Regions from separate parts of the Homo sapiens genome. Here all the other regions are linked to region 3. A link is a loop called in an ENCODE intact Hi-C map of the cell type or tissue named here. Cell type or tissue: PC-3. All regions are shown on one strand. Each heading gives the region's core, and the rest is flanking DNA. Links, peaks and the distances in the headings are about the cores only.

What was found. Hi-C counts contacts between places; a loop is a spot of excess contacts. Peaks named below come from ENCODE experiments on the same cell type or tissue, not always from the same donor. Only the 100,000 strongest peaks of a DNase experiment are listed, where the experiment ranks them.
Region 1: it touches region 3 in a loop (2.3-fold over the local background); 7 of 110 quality-filtered maps call a loop at or near these places.
Region 2: a loop joins it to region 3, with 10 times the contacts of the local background. A loop is called at or near these places in 95 of 110 quality-filtered maps.

Annotation. Positions count from the first base shown.
Region 1 is chr5:154,331,220-154,338,921 of GRCh38, reverse strand. All of the region lies in intron 4 of GALNT10 (polypeptide N-acetylgalactosaminyltransferase 10), which reads right to left. It also overlaps the pseudogene HNRNPA3P7. Among named protein-coding and RNA genes, the nearest start is that of MIR1294, 12 kb to the left of the region's middle. In PC-3, for the core only: no CTCF peak of the experiment used is centred there; no DNase peak of the experiment used is centred there.
Region 2 is chr5:154,176,590-154,184,291 of GRCh38, reverse strand. The region is part of intron 1 of LOC124901118 (a long non-coding RNA gene); the gene reads left to right. Among named protein-coding and RNA genes, the nearest start is that of GALNT10, 10 kb to the left of the region's middle. In PC-3, for the core only: a CTCF peak has its summit at 3,989 (motif pointing right); DNase peaks (open chromatin) are centred at 4,001 and 5,371.
Region 3 is chr5:154,402,058-154,409,759 of GRCh38, reverse strand. GALNT10 (polypeptide N-acetylgalactosaminyltransferase 10) reads right to left here. Exons shown (of 12, transcript NM_198321.4): 8 at 5,549-5,656; 9 at 1-219. The region is part of intron 2 of SAP30L-AS1 (SAP30L and GALNT10 antisense RNA 1); the gene reads left to right. Among named protein-coding and RNA genes, the nearest start is that of SAP30L-AS1, 40 kb to the left of the region's middle. RefSeq lists a silencer at 4,367-4,416. In PC-3, for the core only: a CTCF peak has its summit at 4,346 (motif pointing right); DNase peaks (open chromatin) are centred at 3,339 and 4,389; H3K4me3 peaks cover 977 bases; H3K27ac peaks cover 1,196 bases.

The DNA.
Region 1 (7,702 bases), core at 1,325-6,324, 71 kb after region 3:
GCCATGGTTCCATACCTGCTAAGCCTGTCCCTGGGTCAGTCAGTTCAGAAGATAAGGGGTACAAAGAGATTCATGTTGTGTTCTCTGGATCAGCCTCTGCAACAATACAGCTGATATTCTGGTCTTGCTTGACACCTGTCTCTATGTCACCATTGTCTCAAAGAAGAAGAGATGGGTAGTCATTTCACAATGACAAGGGGAAGGGACTGTAAAAAGTTAAGTGAAAGAAACCAGGATGCAAAGTTGCATATGATTAAATGTTCACTTCACAAAGTGCCCATAAAAAGGGACTAAATGTAGATTCCCACTATGGAATATTATCTAGCTATTAAAAGACAAATGGGTTTGCTCTGTTTCTACTACTGACCTGAAGGATGGCTGTGATACATTAACAGAAAAAAAAAATTGTAGCTTTCTGCCCATGGGCGCCACTGAGGAAGCACCATTAAAGTCTCCTCCCACTGCCATCATGTCTAAGTCAGAGTCTGCTAAAGAGCCCGAGCAGCTGAGGACACTTTTCATTGGAGGGTTGAGCTTTGAAACAACTGATGAGAGCCTGAGGTCTCAAATCTCAGCCTCAAATTTTTGAGCATTTTGAGCAATGGGGAATGGTCAGAGATTGTGTGGTAAGGAGAGATCCAAGCACCAAGCACTCCAGGGGCTGTGGGTTTGCCACCTATGCCACCGTGGAGAAGATGGATGCAGCCATGAATGCAAGGCCACACAAAGTGGATGGAAGAGTTGCAGAACCAAAGAGAGCTGTCTCAAGAGGCGATTCTCAAAGACCAGGTGCCCACTCAACTGTGAAAAAGATATTTGCTGGTGGCATTAAAGAAGATGCTGAAGAACATCACCTAAGAGATTATTTTGAACAGTATGGAAAAATGAAGTGATTGCAATCATGACTGATCGAGGCAGTGGCAAGAAAAGGGGCTTTGCCTTTGTAACCTTTGACGACCATGACTCCGTGGATAAGACTGTCATTCAGAAATACCATCCTGTGAATGGCCACAAATGTAAAGTTAGGAAAGCCCTGTCAAAGCAAGAGATACCTAGTGTTTCATCCAGCCCAAGAGGCTGAAGTGGCTCTGGAAACTTTGGTGGTGGTTGTGGAGGTGGTTTTAGTGGGAATGACAACTTTGGTCATGGATGAAACTTCAGTGGTTGTGGTGGCTTTGGTGGCAGCCATGGTGGTGGTGGATATGGTGGCGGTGGGGATGGCTATAATGGATTTGGTAATGATGGAAGCGATTCTGGAGGTGATGGAAGCTACAATGATTTTGGCAATTACAACTATCAGTCTTCAAATTTTGGACCCATGAAGGGAGGAAACTTTAGAGGCAGAAGCTCTGGCCTCTATGGTGATGGAGGCCAATACTTCGCCAAACCATGAAACCAAGGTGCCTATGGCAGTTCTAGTACCAGCAGTAGCCATGGCAGTGGCAGGAGATTTTAATTACTGCAAGAAAACAAAGCTTAGCAGGAGAGGATAGCCAGAGAAGTGACGGGGAAGCTACAGGTTATATCAGATTTGTGAACTCAGCCAAGCACAATGGTGGCAGAGCCCAGCTGCTACAAAGAAGACATGTTTTAGACAAATATTCATGTGTATGGGCAAAAAACTCAAGGACTGTATTTGTGATTAACTGTATAACAGGTTACTTTAGTCCCTGTTCTGTGGAAAGTGTAAAGCATTCGAACAAAGGGTTTTAATGTTGATTTTTTTTTGCACCCATGCTGTTGATTGCTAAATGTAATAGTCTGATCATGACGCTGAATAAATGTGTCTTTTAAAAAAATAGTTGTAAAGTAACGTATACAGTATGATCCTAATAAATGGGGGAAAAAGCATGTAAAGCTTAGGAGTAAAGGTTCTAGAATCAGAATGGATGGTTTTAAATCAAAGCTCTGTCTCTTTGAGCTAAGTACACATCAGCAACTTACTTGTGTCCCAGTTTCATCATCTGTAAAATAGGGACAAAAATATTAAATTTATAAGTAGAAAGAAGAGGTCTGATATCATTGAGGCCAGTATGGTTTTCACACTAGGCATGACAGAACCTACCATAGTGCTGTGATAATAAAAGAGTGAATGCACTTAGCACACAGTAGAAGCTCGATAAACATGAGTTCTTTTTATTACATGTTACTATATGTTAGTATGATTATACAGAATGGTCTGGGATGATACATACCAGACTGCAAACATGAATTTCCTCAGTGGGGTGGGACTGGAGGGGAATTGGGAGGGTAGGAAAAAGAAAACAGAAATTATAAAACACTGAGAACAAAAAGAAAATTTACAAATGGCAGATAGGCATACAAAGAGATGCTCTATATCATATGTCATTAGAAAATTCAAGTGAAAATAAAAGTGAGAGACCACTAAGCAGCTATTGACAAAATCCAAAACACTGACAATATCAAATGCTGACGAGGAGGTGGAACAGCAGGAACTCTCATTCATTGCAGGTGGAAATGCAAAATGGTACAGCCACTTTGGAAGACAATTTGGCAGTTTCTTATAAAACTATATATACTCTTACCAAATGATCCAGCAATCACACTCCTTGGCATTTACCTAAGTGAGCTGAAAATTTATGTCCACACAAAATCCTGTACACAAATGTTCATAGTAGTTTTACTAATATTTGCCAAAACTCGGAAGCAGCCAAGATGTCCTTCAGTAGGTGAATGGATAAACAAACTGTGGTATACCCAGACAATGGAATGTTATTCAGCACTAAAAAGAAATGAGCTATCAAGCCATAAAAAGACATGGAGGAATCTTAAGTGCATATTTGTGAGTGAAAGAAGCCAATCTGAAAAGGTTTTATATACTGTATGATTCCAACTACATGACATTCTGGAAAAAGCAAAACTACAGTGACAGTAAAATGATTGGTGGTTGCCAGGGTTTAGGGAAAGGGAGGGATGAACAGGTGGAGCACAGAGGATTTTTAGGGCAGTGAAACTACTCTGTATGATGCTATACGTCATATGGTAGATATATGTCATTTTACACTTGTCCAAATCCATAGAATGTACAACACCAGAGTGAACCCTAATATAAACTATGGATTTTAGGAGAAAGTGATGTATTGATGTGGGTTCAGGGATTGTAACAAATGTACCACTATGGTATGGGATTTTGACAGTGGGGAACTCTCTGTACTTTCAGATGAGATTGGGTGTGTTCAGGGTAGTATGGCCATGGACCTACCTACTTTTTACTTAGTTTTGTTGGGAACCTAAACTGTTCTAAAAAATAAGGTCTATTAAAAGAAAAAACACTGGGGCAAAAAGCCTAAATATTAATACTAATTGCCTCCAAGTGATAAGGTTATGGATGGCTCTTCCTGCATTTCCCACATTTTCTCCTCGACTCCCAGCCTGTGCTTGTCCTGCTCTTTCTGCCTGGAACATTCTTCCCTTCCCTAACCCCAGGGAGTAATATCTACAACACTTTGGATTAAATTTCGCTGGAATTTTCTCCAGAAAGTCTGCCCTGCTGTTCTCTGTACTCTACATTGCCTGGACTTTCACCAGGTAGCACGTATTTCATGGTCTCACGGTCTTACAACTGCCCCTTACCTCCTCTAGGCCTACTGGAGCTGTCGAGGGAAGCCTATTTGATTCCTCTTATATCATAGCACAAAGTACAGCATGTGGCACAGAGTCATGTCATGAATACTGCTGAATACATGAATATGAATTACTTTGATAAATCAGAACAGATGTAGAGAAAAACAAAATAAGCAGCAAAAGAACTCAAAAAGGCGAAAGAACCCAAGCAATAAACTGTAAGTGGGAAATGGCCATGCTAACAAGTTGTGGTGGTGTCAGAAGCAAACTAAGGCTGCTGGAGAGAAGACAAGAAATGGGGAATAGAGGTTTATTGGGCAGTGTCAAGAGTGATGTGTTGAAATGCAAAGAGGGATGGGGCAAAATGGATTTCCGTGATGTGTTCCCATGACTGGCATGGTGTGAGAGTGCAGGTCAGAGTTAATAAGCCCGTTATGGGAAGAGGACTATTGACCCTGGCCTCATGGGTGAGGTGAGCTCACTACCATGTGAACTAACGGGCCCAGCATTGTCTATACTCCTTCCAGCACCAATCACTGCAACAACTTTTCAACAGCTCTGCAAACACCTGCTAAGAACTTCTGCTGGGAACCATTTCCTACATGTGTTTGTTTGTAGAAAGGCAGTTGAGCTGGAGAAAATGCTGTCAATGAGATCATACCATAGCCTGTCACTTTTGTACCTCATCATTCCGGGCAGCCTCTAGTTAATCCAAACACAGTAATTCTTTCCATTACCACATAACTAATTTTTCTGGAAAAACAACACTGTTTGAAAGTGGAGAGGCTAAGGAGAAAGGAATAAAAACAAACAAATTAACAAGACCTCTCTTGTTTTTCCTCATAAAAACATGCCACCCAGGCAGTGCAACCCGGGGACAGGTCTGCCAGCCTATACGCCCATCTTTCCCTTCCACATGTGCAAAAACACCTCAATGTTCTCCTAATCCTCGAGCAAAGCTCATGCATTTGAAGAGCTTGTGGAGACCCCTGGCAAAGTGCAGTGTTCTATTTGTAAGCAGGGCCAGGATTATTCTGGTGTCAGCTTCTGCTTCCACTCGAGTCCTTGATGCTGCCTGCACAAAGCTCTGGATCTTATTTCGAGAATTCATTTGCTCCAATTTTGTCTCCTACCTGAGGTCTCGACCCTTAGCTGAATTACAATTAGTTGCCCTGAGGATCCTGGAGGAGATTCATTTCAGAGGAAAATGCCTTCTCCTAGGCAGTGCCAATCTAGCTTGTAGTTAGCATCTATGAATTTCAGCTCTGAGAACAGCCTCTGCTAATGCAGCCCAGAGAAATCTATCTTGTAGGATGGTCCATATTTGCCGTACTTTAGACAGGCCTCTCCATAATTCTGAAATTGTTTCTCCCAAATCTCGTTTTTAAAACAATCACTGCTGAGTAAGTTTTCTTCCAAAGCTGCCTTGAGAATTTCTTCTTGAAACAAGAATAATGATTGCTTTTCTGAAAAATGCAGGCTGCAAAACATGACAGCTGAGGTGCAAGTCTGAAGGGTGTGAGGTGGGAGTCCTCCTCTGGGCTGGGTGCCTAATTGGTTGAGAAAAGGGGGCAGTGATCAGGGGGCCTCGGTTTTCATTCTCATCTGTGAAATGGGACAGTATTATTTTTCTTCTCTATCTTTTTAGGATTGGGTATGGCACCACATTGAATTAATATTTTTGCTCTCTGGAGAAACAGATGCACTTAGAGAATGATCTTGTTATGAAGTGTACCTTTTCTTTGTCAAGACTGTTATACTTTACTGGTGGGGGAGGGGGTTATTCTGTTATCTTTACCACTATGTACACTGAGGAAATTGGGATATTTAGAGGTACAAACCATTATAGGTCAGGACTAATCATGTTTGATAATGAATTCTTTTCGGCAAAAAGTTTGCACCGTAATACAATGGGAAAGTAATTTATTAAGAAGTGCCCTTGGAAATAGAAAGGAATAACGTGTTTCTGCAGATGTGTCACTTAACCACCCAAGGCGAGTGGGGACAAGGCTGCACTGTGGCCCAGATATGGGGTCTTGTCCCTCTCTTGCAACCAGCTGGCTGTGTGCTCCTGGTTAAGTCTGCCTACTGCTCCAGGCCTCGGGCTTCCCATCTGTAAAATGAGCAGGTTGAGTTACACAGTGGTTTTCATATACTTCTTTTAGCAGTGTAACTCCCCCTAGTGAACACTTTTTCAGAAAGTAAATACAGACCACACCAGGAGAGGCACCTGAACCCCACATGTGCCTGTGAGGTTCTCCATACTTCTCACAGCGTTTCCTGAGACTTCTCTGGGGCCTCTGCTGCTCTGAGGAGCAGGCACAAAGTCACGGGCCTAGATGATCTTGAAATTCTTTTCTAACTGAACAAGGAGAGATGCTTGTTTTGAATCTGGCTGAGGTCTGGTTTATTCCATGTCTGAAGGACGGATGCCCTGTGATACCCAGAGGGGGATCCTGCTGAGTGCTACAAGCCCAACCCCAGGGCAGCTGGTGCTTCAGAAAAACAGGTTACATACAGGGACCCGAGCCTGAAAACACAGATGCGGGCCAGCACCAGTCACTGCAAGAACTGCAGTGTCTTCCACAGCCACATCTGTCTTGCTGGATGAAGATGGCCCTGCTGCTGGTGATGGTTTTCTGTATGCATGGGTAGCTGCCATACATTTCCTCCCTCCCTCCTCATGCATCTATTCACTCATTCACAAACATTTACTAATCACCTCCTTCCAGACCACAAGTGGTCTAGTGGGGGAAGACCGACAATGAATAAACAGCTCAACAAACAGCCATGTAACCGCGCATGCAGCATGGTGAATAATGGTAGTGGTGCAGCCTAAATGATGATGGGATGAGGCGAGCCAGCCATTGGAAGAACTGGGAAGAGGGCGTTCAGGCAGAGGAAGGGCACAGGATCCCAAGGCAGGACAGAGCATGGTGTGTGCTGTGCTCCAGGACAGAGAGCCCTGCTGTGGCTGGGTCTTTGGGGAGTGTGAGAAAGTGAGCGCAGCCCTCACTGCCACTGCTGTGGCCCTGAGAAGGAGTACAACAAGGAGCCTGCTCAGAGCAGGCAGCCCGTACCTGAGGGAAGGCTCAGGTGTTTGTCCCCAGGTGGTGGAGGCTGTTTATGCTGCAGAAAATCAATCACTTGAGCAGTTCGCTCATTTTTTTCCCTTTCTGCTGCCCAGCTGTGAGCCCTTGGCCTGTGGGTGGCAGCTCATGCTGGGAGAAGGATGAGGCTGGGAGAGGAGACTGGGAAACAGAAAGCAGAAGAGAGGGAGCAAGAGGCAGAAGAGGACCCAGGGTCTGGGTGCTGAATCCACAGACCTAGGGGTACTGCTCCATGGCCTGTGATTCTGGGCGAATTACTTAGCTTGGGCACCTCATCTGAAAGGAGGGACCCCAAGGCTTCCCTCAGAGGCTGCTGTCAAGAATAAATGAGAGAATATATGGGCCTGGCATATTGAGCTTCTCCCCAAAATGGGGGCTGCTATTATAAAGAGAGGGGTGAAGGGACAGGGACATATTTTAGGCGGAGGTTGAGACCAGAGACTGTTTGCTCAGTGTTTTACAGTTTGCAAAAATCTTCTTCCCTACAGAAAGGAAAGACATACCTGCACCCACACATCCGTCCTGTACATGCACCTCTGTATACTCATCCCTGACTCCCCTTCCTGCACACCAACCATAAGGAATGTCCACAACAGAAATGATAACAAGCTCAGATGTCTATCTTTAATGTTCACTCTGTGCCAGGTACTGTCCTAAGCACTTGATAGACATCTATTAACTAATTTGACAGTCACAGCCACCTAAGAGGTCGTAGGTACTATTGTGATCCCATTTTATAGATGAGGGAACTAAAGCTCAGAAAGGGGAAGTGACTGGGTCAAGGTCACAGAGATAGTATGTAGCAGGGCCAGGATCAAAGATATAGATATTGCCAGGCTCTCTGCCAAACAGCAGGACTATGGGATGAGGAAGGCACACCCCCACCACCAGCAGGCTCATAGGCCTCGCTTTGTGGACACAGATAAATCTCATATAGTGTGCTCAAGGCTTACTGTTAGTACTTCCAGGGTGGAAGTACTAAGAAAACTGGAGAACCAGGCTCTGGT
Region 2 (7,702 bases), core at 1,325-6,324, 230 kb after region 3:
TGGTTTTGGTATTGTTTGTTTTTAGTAGGCTTTACTTTTTAGAGCAGTTTTAGATTCATTGCCAAATTAAGTAGAAGGTACAGAGATTTCCTGTATACTCCAGTCCCAACACATGCATAGCTTCCTGAATTATCAGCATCCCCCACCAGAGTATTATATGTATTACAATTGATGAACTTGCATTAACATTATCATTGTCACTCAAAATCCATAGTTTACATTAGGATACACTCTTGGTATTATACCTCCTATGGGTTTGGACAAATGTATAATGACATATCCACTATTATAGTATCATACGGAGTAGTTTTGTTACTGGTGGACGGTATCCAGGTTTTTGGTGTTTTGAACAAAGAATTGGACAAAACGCACAAAGCAAAGAAAGAATGAAGCAAGAAAACAGATTTGTTTAAAACAAAAGCACACTCCACAGGGTGGGAGGGGGCCCGAACAAGCAGCTCAAGGGCTTGGTTACAGAGTTTTCTGGGGTTTAAATACCCTTTAGAGGTTTCCCATTGGTTACTTGGTGTATACCCTATGTAAATGAAGAAGCTGAAGTGAAGTTACGAAGTTATTTACTTGGTGTACATCCTATGCAAATGAAGAGGATGTTTCCTGTCATAGCAGAAGTAGAGTTACAAAGTTATTTACTTGGTCTTAGAAAGTTGGGCTTTTTCAGTTTGATTTAGTTCTACGAAGTCCTTAGGTTCCCTGCCTCCAGGCCTTATTCTCCTGCCTCAGTTTTACTGCCCTAAAAATCCTCTGTGTCCATTTATTCATCCTTCCTACCCTAACCCAGCAACCACTGATCTTTTTACTGTCTGCATAGTTTTGCCTTTTCTAGAACGTCATATAGTTGGAATTACACAGTATGGAGTAGCCTTTTCAGATTGGCCTCTCTCACTTAGCAATATGCATTCAAGGTCCTTCCGTGTGTCCTTTTGTGGCTTGATAGCTCATTTCTTTTTAGTGCTGAATAATATTCCATTGCCTGGATGTAACACAGTTTGTCCGTTCACCTACTGAAGGACATATTGGTTCTTCCAAGTTTTGGTAATTATGAATAAAGGTGCTACAAACATCAATGTGCAGGTTTTTGTGTAGACATAAATTTTTGACTCCTTTGGGTAAATACTAAGGAATTCAATTACTGGATCATATGGTAAGGGTTTTTCTAGTTTTTCAAGAAACTGGAAAACTGGCTTCTAAAGTGACTATACCGTTTTTCATTCCCACCAGCAATGAATGACAGTTTCCATTGTTCCACATCCTTGCCAGCTCTTGGTGCTGTTAGTGTTATGGGTTTTGGCCGTTCTAACAGGTGTGTAGAGGTATCTCACTGTTTTAATTTGCATTTCCCTTGGCCACATGTTAGGACTTCATGAGGCTGTGTCACAGGCACGTCCCTAACCTTAGCAAAATAAACTTCCTAAATTGATTGAGACTTGTCTCAGATACTTTTTGGTTTATACAAGCAAGCACATTAAAAAGATACTCCACATCACCGGGTGCAGTGACTCACACCTGTAATTTCAGCACTTTGGGAGGCCAAGACGGGCGGATCACAAGGTCAGGAGTTCAAGACCAGCCTGACCAACATGGTGAAACCCCATCCCTACTGAAGATACAAAAATTAGCCAGGCGTGGTGGCATGCACCTGTAATCCCAGCTACTCAGGAGGCTAAGGCAGGAGCATCGCTTGAACCCAGGAGGCAGAGATTGCAGTGAGCCGAGATCATGGAACTGCACTCCAGCCTGGGTGACAGAGTGAGACTCCGTCTGAGAAAAAAAAAAAAATATTCCACATCATATTTCATCAGGGAAATGCTATCTGTGTGGGAGTAGAATGGGAGGCAGGTTTTCCCTAAGCAGTTCCCAGCTTGACTTTTCCCTTTGGCTTTGTGGTTTTGGGGTCCCAAAGTCTGTTTTCCTTTCACACTTGCCATGTGTGTTTTCATTCCCTGGCATATCCCCAATACCTAGCACAGTACCTACCCCAAAATAGGCGCTCAACAAACATCTGAGAAATAAATGAATCGATCAGTCAATTAATTAATAATCCTACACCCACCTCTTTAAAATCTGTATTCAGAAAACTCATTAACACTAGTCTCAATGACCCAAATTTCTATCTGCGCCAGGTTGGTCATTTAACAAGGCTCAAACTTATAATACAGAGGAAGAGAAAAAAATTCCTGGAGCTGAAATTTCCCCACCTGTACCTGGTCAGCCTCAATCAGCCTAGACTTTGCTTCTAGCTTCCTGTGTGATCTCAGACAGGTCACTCAAATTCTCTGAGCTTCAGGTTTATCATGTGTGGGTTTGTGAGTGTAATGGCAGCAGGAAGGAGAGATGTCTAGATAAACACAGAACATGGTTGTATTAAATAAAGCAGTTGAACCGGATGCTCTTTAAGGTCTTTTTTAATTTCAAAATTCTGTGACTAAATCCTGCAAGGTAGGATGGGAAAAGTGGGGGCAGACATGGAACACCACTTGGGATTCAATCCAGTTTCTGCATCTAGTGGCACTTCAACTCCTATTTTGAATGCAAAGAAAGGGTTTGCAGGATGCCTATGTAGGGGTGAAGGGAATTTCTCCCTCCCCTTCTGAAAGTTTGAGTCTTTAAGTCTCCAAAATAAACTGGTAATAGACAAACTAACAGGAGAAAAGACCTACACATTTATTAATGTGCCATTTGCATGGGAGCCACACAAAATATGAAACTCAAAGAAGGGCCAGATGGTTGAAGCTTAAATACCCTCATCATAAGAAAGAATAAAGTGGGGGATGTAGGCAATTTTAGAAGAAGAGTAAATGATTTTTAAGGGAGATGAATGAGCCTGGAGAACAGACAATAACCTGGGACAAAGTTCCTCAGAGGTGGTGACAAGTTATGAAAAGGCGGGGGGCAGAATTGCACTGTGAACAAAGGTTGTCTTATTATGCAGATAAAGTCTCTCAGGTAACAACCCTCAGAAGAGTAGTTGAAAGAACAGGTGAAAAGTCTGTCTGTGTGTGGTATCTGGGCTTGGAGACTTTTAGTTTCCTCTCCTGCAGAAGGAGCTCCTCCTCTCTGGTTAACATAGATTTCAGAGAAGGAGTCTAAGACATTAATTCCTCTACTTCTGAAGCTTATTTCTGAGGGCTGTCAGTCTCCTTAGTTCAAAGGAGTCAGCATGCAAAAGTGCCATATTTTGGGGTGTCCTTTTCTGAGCCCCAACACCTATTTGAAATGACCTCTAGATGGGAACTGCCTGTCTCCCTTTCTCTTTTTCTCCCAGACCCTACTTTGTCATTTCCACAATGAGATGCCAATTAAATCAATCCTGTCAACTATAAAGGAACACCACTGAATCAAGACAGTAGATATCAAAAGTACCTCAAGTAGGATACACTTTGAAAGAGCAAACAGAGAAGGCCACAAATCTCAAACAAAGAATAAATATACTATGTCATTGGGTGGACCCATCTCAAACAGAGCATTAGCCAGTAGGGTCAGATACAAATATCAGGTGTATAGGGAGCCATCCTCCTCCTGGCACTGCCATGAAAGTATCAGGGCTTGGTAAACGAGAGTGCTTTCTGTTTAATTACTTTTCATTTTTGTACAAAAGAAAAAAAAGGTATACAAAACACAGAGAGGTGGTGGGGCACAGGACCAAAGGGGGCTTCCTAGGAGTTTGAGACTCTTGGAAGAACGGCTGCAGTCTGTGGGCACCTCTGTAAAGTAAGAGGATTGGATACTCTATAACCCGGTAGTCTGAACCTTAGCTACACATTAGAATCACCTGTGGACCATTAAAAGCTCTGGATGCTTAACCTGCATCCCAGACCAATTAAGTCAGAATCTCTGGGAGTCAGACTCAGCCATCCCTACATGATTCCAATTTGTAGCCAAGTTTGAGAGAACCACTGCTCCAACATGGCTCTCAGGGCTCTAAAATCCTGCTAAGGTTTCTTTTTGTCCAAGCGGTAGGTCCTCTATTGTTCCACTAGGTGGCACCTTCCAGCAAACTTCAGTGGGTCCAGAGAAGTCGCTTCTAGGTCTAACTGCAAGGAATGAATTCATGAAGCAGGGCTTGGTGGTCTTTGCTGCCAACGAGGGGTCTGCACTCTTGACAAGAAGGCTGAACTTGTTTAACAACTTGCTGGTGAGTGCTGGAGCCACAGATGGTTGATTCATCCCTGTTTAAAAAGGTGAGGCTGGGCTGGACGCAGTGGCTTACGCCTGTAATCCCAGCTACTTGGGAGGCTGAGATAGGAGAATTGCTTGAATCTGGGAGGCGCAGGTTGTGGTGAACTGAGATCGCGCCACAACACTCCAACCTGGGCGACAGAGCGAGACTCTGTCACAATAAACAAACAAAATAAAAAGGTGAAGCTTGAAGAGAGATGTCTCTATCTCTTATGACTGGGTTCACCTCTTCACGGATGCACTCTGGTCTCTTCCCCCACCCCCACCCATCTCTCCAGCAGGATTGATAAACTCCTCTCAAAAGTTCTCAAGGAGCCCCATTATGTGCAGTAGTGTTCTTTTTATCTGGATAGTTAACAACACCCTGATTTTCTTTGAAGATTCACCCTTCTGCATCTCAGAACTTAGCCAATCAGAGCAGTAACCCCCTTCAGCTGCAGTGATTGGTCCAGGGACGGAATCTGAACAATCGAGGTTCAATTCCGTGGCTTTTGTATAGAGGCTATCAAGAAAGTAGTGGCTTCTTCCAGCGGATTGTTGCGAGCTGGATGTGAGCCCCACCGTGAGGCGTGTATTGGACCTCTTGACTCGGCTCCTCCGCACCTTCTCCCCACCCCAGGGAGGCGGTGTAGACTACATCAGTGGGCTTCCTTGCTCTATGTTTTCCTGTTGGGTTTAGCCCTTGAGGAGCCAGGGCAGGATTTCAGAGGGAGGGAGAAGAGCCAGGTCAGAGCATTTCTTTCCCCCGCCATTCCCTTGCTGCAACTTTGCCGCAGGCTGTCTGTGTCCTCCACAAAAGTCCATGGCTCCCATCGCGCAGGCTTCTTGAAACAGTCCTCCCTTTCTAGATTCCAATAACTGCCCCTTTCCTCACCCTTCAGGGCTAGGGCTGGACATCACACGCTGTTTCTGGCCCCATGGTACTGCCCCGTCCCTCATGGTTACACTATACCCTGCCCCATTTTCCTCCTATTAAACTCTCTTCCAATGTTCCAGTGTGAGAGTGCCATTCGTTTCCTGCAGACCCTAACTCAATCAAGGGAAAAGCTTCTTGAGAACCTGAAAACAGTCCCAACACAGGGGAAAGTGGAGCTGAGAGATCAACCAGTTACCCAAGCCAACCCCTGATGTCATCCATGCCTCCGGGTCAACTCCCCTCCCACATTCAAACAATTACCTAATAATGCTGGTTTTATTGCCTAATAAATTTTAAATGTATCCCTTCCCCTCTAGGCCTATTATATGAGACATATTTCAGGTGCCTGTAAGATGAATCCTTGAGCAGAAACCTGCTACTTATAATGACTCCGTTTTCTACTTTGTAGACAGCCTCCACCCTCATTTCTGGGCTGGTCCTTGACCTATGACTTTCCTGAACTGTCCTAAGGCAAGTTCAAAAGGATGAGCTGAGCCATTCAGATTCTATCTCAGAAATTGGAATCCAGTGACACAGAGGGAAGAAGGCAGCTGGTGGTGGCCTCTGAAGGTGGCAGTTCAGGTAGCACAAGGGTGGAGATTACTCTTGGGCCACACTGAAGGAGAAGATATGGGAAGGCAGAAACCAGGAGTAACAGAGGAAGTGCTTCAGTCAAAAGAAGCCAGTGCAGCCCAAGTATGGGAGGCAGGGATGCTGAGAGAGAAAACTGAAAGAGAATCACCTTGCCTCCTGGTTTTCCAGTTCCAGTTCTGGTTTCTGGGATGCCTGACTAGACTGAAGCCCCTGCCTTGGAGTTTACGCCTTCCCTGACGTTATGAGTGACTCTGTCACTTACGACCAAAGGAGCCCTGGCCTTGATACTTGATACTCTTGACTCAAAGTCCAAGTTGTAGCCATTACCATCTCTCGCTTGAATTGTTGTATCTCTCACTCCTAACTCCTCTGCCATTTCTGTCCTGCATTCCCTAACATTCATCCTCTCCACTGGAGTGACCATTCTGGGATGCCAACTTGCCATGTTGCTTCCCTCTGGAGGTTTATTGTCCTCACAGTAAAGTCCGAGTTGCTGGCCTTACACTTTATACAAAACTGCTAGTCGCTCATTACCTTAATAATGCTATTTCTCACCCCCATGCCTTTGCTCATGCTGTTTCCTCCTCCAGGAATACCCTTCACATCCTCTTGTACTGATGAATTCTTACTCAGCTTCAATGCCATCTCCTCTTCCATCACTTCTTCACTTTCCCATCCAGTTTGACTAAGAACTCCTTCCTCTTTTTTTCTCATACTACTGTGTATATTCCTATTTTAGCATTATATACTAATAAAGATGAGGGTGATGATGTTGGCTAACATTTATGGACCTCTTATTACATACCAAGTGCTAACTAGCACCTTACAGATGTCTTCTCTTTTAATCCTCATTGAAACCCCATGAAGTAGTTCTTTTATTATTCCTACTTCTCAAAAGAGAAAACTGAAGCAAAGATGTCAGGTGACTTGCCCAAAATCACACAGATAGAATGTGGTTGACTCAGGTCTATTGTTCCTTTCTTTTTTTAAAAAACTAACAGTTTAATTGAGATATAATTCACATGTCATACAATTAATTTACGCATTTAAAGTGTACAAGTCAATGTCTTAATATATTCACAGCTGCGTGCAACCATCAACATAATCAATTTTAGAACATTTTTATCACCACAGAAGAAACTCATACCCATTGATTACTCATTGTTTTAATGCTGCTCTTAGCAGCTGGTGTGGTGCCTAGCACATAGTATCTGTTCGACCAGCACTTGTTGAAGAATGGATAGCTACCATATCTTAGAAGACAGGGAAAGGTGCAAGAGAGAGGCTCTTGAGGCAACGCGTCTGTCATTTCAACATCAATTAAGAGATTTGCCTGATTCTTTTGTTTATTTATTTTATACTATTTTCCTTTCTTTCTTCTTTTTTTTGCTCAGTCACCAGGATGATGACAAGTGACAGTACAGTGGTGTGAACAAGGTTCACTGCAGCCTTGACCTCCTGGGCTCAAGTGATCCCCCTGTCTCAGCCTGTGTAGCTGGGGCTACAGGTGCACGCCACCATGCCTAGCAAATTTTTTGATTTTTTTGTAGAGACAGGGTCTCACTTTGTTGTCCAGGTCATCTCGAACTCCTGGGCTCAAGCAATCCACCTGCCTCAGACTCCTAAAGTGCTGAGATTACAGGTGTGAGCCATTACATCTGGCCCTATTTTTCCTTAGTAACAGCCCCCACTTACTGGTGGAGGTGTGTTGTAGATATAGGAGTCTGCTCTTACCATTTGCTCAGGGTTTTTTTACATCTCTGTGGCCCCAGGGAATTTCTCATCCTCACATTTGAGTTCTGGGATATTGCTGGTGATAATCTAGGTGCTGGGTATTTGATTTTGATTTTCAGTGGGAGAGAGTAAAGCCAGATTGCTTCTACTCCACCATTTTGGTGACATCACTCTCTACCACTGATTAAGTATTTTTTATGTGTGAAACCTTACAGTGTGTGATCTGTATATATTATTAGCTTATTAAGCAACAAAACCTGG
Region 3 (7,702 bases), core at 1,273-6,272:
CCCCCAAGCTGCAGCCGGGGGCTCCACGGGTGGGTAGAATTTGGGCAGGTCCCAGGCTATCTTCGTCATAAACCACTTGAAACTCTTGCAGTTAAGGGAGCTGCGGAGCTTTTTCTGGACTGCGACATCCCCAGCGGAGAGGTGGCGGTATTCAGGCCGGCGCTGGTAAATGTACTCTGCGTACTCATCCATCCACACTTCGGCCACCCGCTTAAGGTTCTATGGGGCAAGAAGCAATGGAGGGGTCAGTCTTTCCAAGAAGCCAAAGCCAGGCAGTGGGGTGAAAAGGGTCCTGGCAGGTCGAGGTCAACCCTTCTTATTTTATGTTCCATCAAAAATCCCAGCCCCACCGTGAGTTTAGGCCTTCTGTGTTTCTATTTATCATTATGCATGTTTTAAGGGCTTCACAGCTTATAGTTGGCCCATAGGCTGCTGTTGTTTTGCCTGCCCATCTTCCATCCCATCTTCTTCTAGCGATAGCCCCCACTGATTTTCCTCTGGGGAGCCACCCTGTCTCCCTGTCAGCTCATGTGGCAGGAGGAAAGGCATGGACCCAGCCTAGCTAATGTGAATACAGGCGCCCCCGGTGCAGGGGCTGGTCAAACAGCAGACCCATTCCCTAAGCCCCACCAATCACAACCAACAGGCATCAGCCTTGGGATTTTTGCAGGAACTATTGGAAGAATCGTTCTGTTTCTGCTTGGATTGCTGGGTAAGACAGGATGCCAGCCAGAGCTGCTGGGCCATATGGCCTCCAAGGAGAGACAAGGAGAGCCTGTCCAAGGATGAAATCAACCCAGAATGAAGCAGAGCGGAGGGCTGGATCCAGGAATGCATTCCGCCTTTTAACACCAGAATCCAGCCATGTCTGAAGCTAGAGCTACCTTGGACTTTCCAGTTACAGAAGCCTGTATATTCTTTCTTCGCTAAGCCAATTTGATTTGGCTTTTTGTCATTTTCAACTGAGAGTTTTGACCAAGCTATGTGATAAAGGCAAATTATAATTTGAAACCAAAAGGTGTAATTCCATCAGCAGCTGGAATTTCTAATAATCCTTTGAGGTGCAAAGGTTGCTGCTACTTTCATCATGAAGCACAAAGATAATCAGTTTTAAAAAATGACAGCCACATGATTGGCAAGCAGAGGCAGCAGGTGAGGAAAGTGTTTGTGAGTAGACTTGGGGACAGAGGAAGAGGGAATTCTTATGTATGTGATGAAAATTCCTGATTCCATCTGCAGTGTAGACCCCACCCAGTGAGAACTTCTGATATGTGATATATCTGAGAGCAAAACTTCAGGGTTCAGGGGAAATTCTCCGCTCCAAAACATCTTTCTTCAACCCCTGGCTGTTGTCCCCCCACCCCAATTTTAACTCTTCGGTTTTACCTCCTTCGTAAGTTTTTTCCCTATTGCAATCTAAAATTTCCTCTGAAAGGTTAAAGGGGAGTTAGCAGTTTAAGCTGTTATCAGTCATTTGCACCTCAGTGTGAAGGATTGCTCTAGGAGCAGAAGGTCAGGCAGGGGTCCCAAATGTTTAAATGTCTTCTATAAAGAGCCGGATAGTAAATACTTAGGCTTTGCAGACCATATGGTCTCACCTCTGATGTAGCTATAAAGCAGCCATAGACACCATATAAATGGTGTGGCTGGGTTCCAGTAAAACTTATGGATACTGAAATTTGATTTTCATGTATCACAAAATATTCTTCTTTTGATTCCCATTCCCTCTAATGATTTAAAAATGTAAAAACCATTCTTAGGTCACAGGCCATACAAAAACAGGCTGCTGACTCTGGAGTAATGGAGAAGGAAGCCAACATGAGGGAGGCCCCCGCACTGAAGACAAAATTCACCAGTTCCCCCATTTTGCTGGCTCTGAGTTGGGGACCAGGAAACAGCTGAATTTCCTTGTTGCTACCTAGTTCTTCCTGAGTGCTGAAGAGTCCACAGTGGGTTAGAAAACAGCTCAGGAACAGTGTTTATCCCCACCAGGCCCCTGCACAGAAAAGGCTGTGTTTAATTTAAAACTGTGCTAGAGGAAGTTGAAGGCCTAACAGAGACTGTCTACATGAACACTCTGAAACACAATATTTCCTCTGCTTTTTCCAGTATGTCCACCAGGCTCTTTTGGCTCACTGTCTAACCTGCTCGAGTCACAGAGGTAATGAGGGTAGTTTCACTCCAACTGAAAACAAGTCTGGACACTCTGACCATGGCCAGACTGGTTAAGAATGATACTGAAATTTACCAGTGTCATTCTTAAAGGATTGAATAACATCATATTTTAATTCTAATTATAATTACCATTTTAATTAATATTGCATAATTGTATCTTCCAGACACAGCTTGAAAAGCTCTTTCTCCCAGATTTTGAACTTTTTTGCTACAGTTCACTGTTTGCACCAAAGGAAATGACTTTACACTTATTTCTCTCACATCTCCCCTTGTTAGAGACATAAAAAGGACCTTGGGATTTCAGTGGGCTTCGGGCTCCTCATACCTCTACTCTCAACACCTTCCTACTTCCGAGTCCCAGTCCCGTCTGAGGCCCAACTGTACTTCTTGTGCTTGGATTACAGAGATTTGCCTGGATCCTTGGAGTAAGTCTCCATTTTTGTTTCACCAAGTTTGAGTAGTTTCTGTTATTGCCTTCCCTAAGATCCTTTTTCCAGAGGCAAAGATAAGAAAGATTTCAGCAAGTTTAGTAAACAATGTAAGACTGGCTACTTGTTCCTGAGGCAGGCAAGCTGGTGGACAGCTCATCCTTCCTGAACTGCTTCTACCTCAAGGCTGTCTGGCTGTTTGTCCTTCCGGAGTCCGTACAATCTCAGTTTCTCTCTCTATCTGGCTCTCTCGGAGCTATTAGGACAACTCTCAAATCTATCAAAATGATCATCTAGGGGACAATGCTCTAGAAGGCTTAGGATGTGGTTATTAAAACATTGAGCACTTTTTTTCCCCCCAAGATGGAGTCTTGCTCTGTCGCTCAGGCTGGAGTACAGTGGCTCAGTCTCGGCTCACTGCAACTTCCGCCTCCCGGGTTCAAGCCATTCTCCTGCCTCAGCCTCCCTAGTAGCTGGTATTACAGGCGCACACCACCACGCCTGGCTAATTTTTGTATTTTTAGTAGAGATGGGGTTTTGCCATGTTGACCAGGCTGGTCTTGAACTCCTGACCTCAGGTGATCCGCCCGCCTTGGCCTCCCAAACTGCTGGGATTACAGGCATGAGCCACCACGCCCGGCCCACTGAACAAATATTTTAAATGTGGTCTGCAAGTAATTGAGGGTTGTTAGTCACCATAATAAAAGGCCGCACCTGATTCAGGCATCTCTGTGGTTCTGCGAACCCACACATAATCAGACCTGATGGATCACAGAGTCCCTGGGGAAGAAGCCATGAGGCACCACTCAGATTGTTAAGTGGCTTAAAGCCAAACACAGGACGATGCTTCAGTACAGATAGGTAAAAGAGAAATACGTTAAAATGCCTAAACACAGAATTTAGATAAGACTTTTAAATACATGTTCCAGTCTTTATTGTTAATATTGATGCTAACACTAATAACAGCAGTCACTGTTTAAGGAACAATTGCTATGTGCCAGGTACCTGTCAGACCTACACAGGTTTGAATTCTGGCACTAGTTACTTAATGTTTCCATCGCCAACATCACGTTTCATGTTCCCCATCCCTAAAATGGGGTTAAAAACAAGTGAGAATTAAGTGAGATAAGTAAAATGCTTTGCATGCCTGGCTCGAAGGGAATTTTTATAAGTATTACTACAGTTAGCTCTTATCCACTGAATTAATCTATAATAATGGTTCTATAACAAGCAGGAGGCGGTAATGTCTCTTTATCAGGTGGGCCTTTTAAAAAAAAAAACAACAGCAACAACAACAACAACAAACTTTCTTTGAGACATGGTCTCGTTTTGTCACCCAGGCTGGAGTGCAGTGGCACACACAGCTCACTGCAGCCTCGACCTCCCTGGCCCAAGTGATCTTCCCACCTCAGCTTCCTGAGTAGTTGGGACTACAGGCACACACCACTGCGCCCGGCTATTTTTATTTTTAGGTGAGCCTTATCAACAACAGCTCTGCAGAGGAAAAGAATGCTTTAGGGTTGCTCCTGGTCTGGAGTTGGAGTGTCCCCATGGTCCCTTGTAGCCGGAAGAGTCTCAGTCTTGGGCGTACCGAGAGAGCGTGCGCTTTTCCTGCCTGGCTCCCTCCTCAGGGATCGCCAAATGGCCTTTCAGAAGAACGCGATTCCTGCTTCAAGGGACTGAACCTAGAACCTACCCCCCGCCCGTGTCGGATGGGGCTGTGGGCAGCGCGGATGGCTGGTGAGGGCGTCGTTAGGCTCTGCTACCACTGGAGGGCACTGCCGGCTCTCCTTTCCCTCCACGCGGCCCCTGACACTTCCCGGAGCTCAGCTCCCACCCACTGATGGCTCTCAGGGAGACGCGCGGCCTCTTTGAGCCTCTCGGCTTTCCTTGTAAGTCACAGGACAACGCTCTTCTAGGTCCCGGGGGCTGCAATTCTACACGTCAAGGTTGTCAAGTGGAGGAGGAGGCAGCGCCCTGGACAGGAGGCAGTGCGGTCTAATGCCAACCCGGCCAGCACCGGGGTCTCCTGGCCGGGGCGGGGCTCACAGGCTCCCCGGAGGGAAAGCTGTGCGGGGGTCCTTTCCAGCTTCCCCGCAAGGCTCTTTCTATCCTCTGGGGACCCTCCCTCCTCTTCATTTTTCTTTTGTGGTCACCTGGATTTATTTATTTTTTTCCGAATACATTTAATATCCAAACCAAAAACAAACTCTGGCTGACAGATTTCCATTTGCAGCCAGTGGCCAATTTAATTGAAGCAATGATTGATAGAAACCATTTTAAGGCAATGAAACAGTTTGACATGCAGAGGTTTTGGCAGTAAGAGTAGACAGGGGGTGAGGAGAAGAGAAAGACACTGACATTTATGAAGCCCACTTCCCCTCCAGAAATTTAGTACGCAAGCTTTCCCAAACACACCACACCACACCACCTGTATTAATATTTATCTAACATGTTTTTTTACATCACCTCTGGTCTAACTTTGCACCTACTTTAGCTGTATGCTAAGTAATAATATCTGTGAAATTACAGGTTAGCTACACGAATACACATTAATTTAGAATCCACATTAACTTAAACACATGAACAAGAAAACATTCCTGTGTTTGCTGCCTAAGATCGTCTCCTCTGTCACACTCTGGGAAACAGTATCACCTCCTTAATTCTCCTGGCAATGCTGGGAGTTGGAAAGAATTAGCTCTCTTTAAACAAAGGAGGAAACACAGGTTCAGAGGACTTAAGCAACCCTCCCCAGGTCACATAGCAATGAATGGTTAAGTAGGGATTTAAGGGAGTTCTTTTAAATCAGATTTCACCTGGAGAATGGGAGGCACATCCTCAAACCCAGAGATCACATAACACAGTCTAGGGCCCCAGGGTGCCTCAGTGCAGCTGATGGTCCTAGGCCAACCCCTTCTACCCGCCAAGGAAAGCCACCACCTTACCCGGGCCAGGCTGACTCCGGCCGGGACCTTGTAGGGCACATACTTCCTGTAGATATGGCCCACCCTGGAGCAGGGGATGTCCTCCATGCGGCCCCCACACATCCACACCTGCATGGCAAGAAGGAAGAGAGAGGATGACGTTTCTGCTTCCAGTTCACCATCCCGCCAGGCCAGCATCCCTTAGTGCACTCAGCAAAAGCATCAGCCTGGATTGTCTGCTGAAGCCTGGATCACAGACCTAATGACATGGGAAAACACAGTAATATAATAACAGCGGTAAAAACAGCTGACAGCACTGAGTGCTTACCATTGCCACACACTATGCTAAGATGGTCACATGCACAACCACACTTAAGCCTCATCAGAAAACCTATAAAGTAGGTAGTAACATTTTACAGATGCTGAAATGGAGGCTCAGAGAAGCTAAGAAATGTGACTCAGGTCACAGAGTAAGTGGTGGAGCCAAAATTTAAACCCTGTTTTAGCTGACTTCAGAATCTGAGCTCTAATCCACTATGGAGTGCTGTGTTGAGAATTCTAGGGTGGCATCGGGGGATCAGTGGGAAAGACCATGGTGATCACAAAGTGACATCAGCCACAGCATAAGTAGTCAAGGTGGCACACAGGTTCCGTAGATTTACTGTCACATATTTATTTTCCTCCTGGATCTATGAGCCTCTCGCTGGGTCTCCCTGAGCAGTTCCGTCAGCCTCCCTGCCCTGCCTTCTCTGAGTCTGGCTTGCTAGGCTGTGCAGCTGGGTCTTGCCGCAGTGTGGGATCTGATGGTTCTCTTTGCCTCCCTCTCCCAGGGAGGAGTATTTGACATCACAGAGAGCTCCTGAGTTTGCCCACTGGTCTGATAGCAACTTGGGAATGTGAACATGTACAGCCAATACTGACTCATACCCACTGAGGGGCCCAGCCTACATAGACCCTCCTTGGGAGGCCTGGGTTTGAATCCTGGCTCAGCCACTTACCCACTTGATGACTTTGGCCTACACAGACCCTCCTTGGCAGGCCTGGGTTTGAATCCTGGCTCAGCCACTTACCCACTTTATGACTTTGATTAAGGTACTTAACTTCTCTGAGACTCAGTTTCCTGTAAAGAAATAGAGGAGGCAGGACTGGAAGATGAGATATTGTGTGTAAAAGGGTTTAGCACAAGATCTGGTGCATACTCAGGACACAGCAGTGAATCAGTCAGCCGAGGCCCCAGCCTCCGAAGTGGCCTCACAATCCCTGCCTCCTCGTATTTGTGCCCCTGTGTAGATGCCTCCCAGTGAGTCACATGAGGACTGACCTGTGTAACCCACAGGATACTGCAGAAATGACGGTCATAAAGATGCCGTGGCTTCCACCTTTCTCTGTGGGACCGCTGGCTTTGGAGGAGCCAGCTGCCATGTTTGAGGACACCCCAGCCATGCTGTGGAGAGGTCCATGCGGTGAGAGCTGAGGCCTCCTGCCCACAGCACTAATTTGCCAGCCAGGTCAGTGAGCCACCAAGAAGCAGAGGTCGTGGTCACAGTCAAGCCTGCAGATGACTGCGGCCCTGGCTCATGGCCTGACTATTCTCCTATGCGAGACCCAAGGTGGAGCTATCAAACCAAGCCACTCCCAAATCCCTGGCCTAGGGAAGCGCTGCCATCATAACTGTGTATTGTGTTAAGATGGATTCTGGGGGTAATTTTTCCTGGCATAGGTAACTAACATGGGAGATGGTTTCAGGTGGCGATGGCAGAGCAGGGCCATTGCATAGATTCGTTGTAGGGGTGTATGGGATGTGAGAGATGCTACTTTATGCTCCCCAGTCAGGGAAAGCCTCACTTCGGAAGGGATGTTTGAGGTGGAACCAAGAAGGTGAAAGTAAAGGCAAGGGAACGGGTGGGAGAAGAGCAAGTGCAAAGGCACCAGGGCAGGGCCAAGCTTGGCATAATCAAAAAGAAAGCCAGGGCAGGAGCAGAGGGAGAAAGGGGAAGAGGGATGGGAGGGGAGGCCAGAGACGCGGGCAGGGCTCCCGCAGGGCCCTCACGGGGCAGAACAAGGAGTCTTCACAGAAGGTCTTCAGTGAGGGAGACACACAATCCACTTACATCTTACAAAGATGACTCTGCCAGTGGGGTGGAGAACAGCCTGATGGGGCAGGCCTCAGGGAGA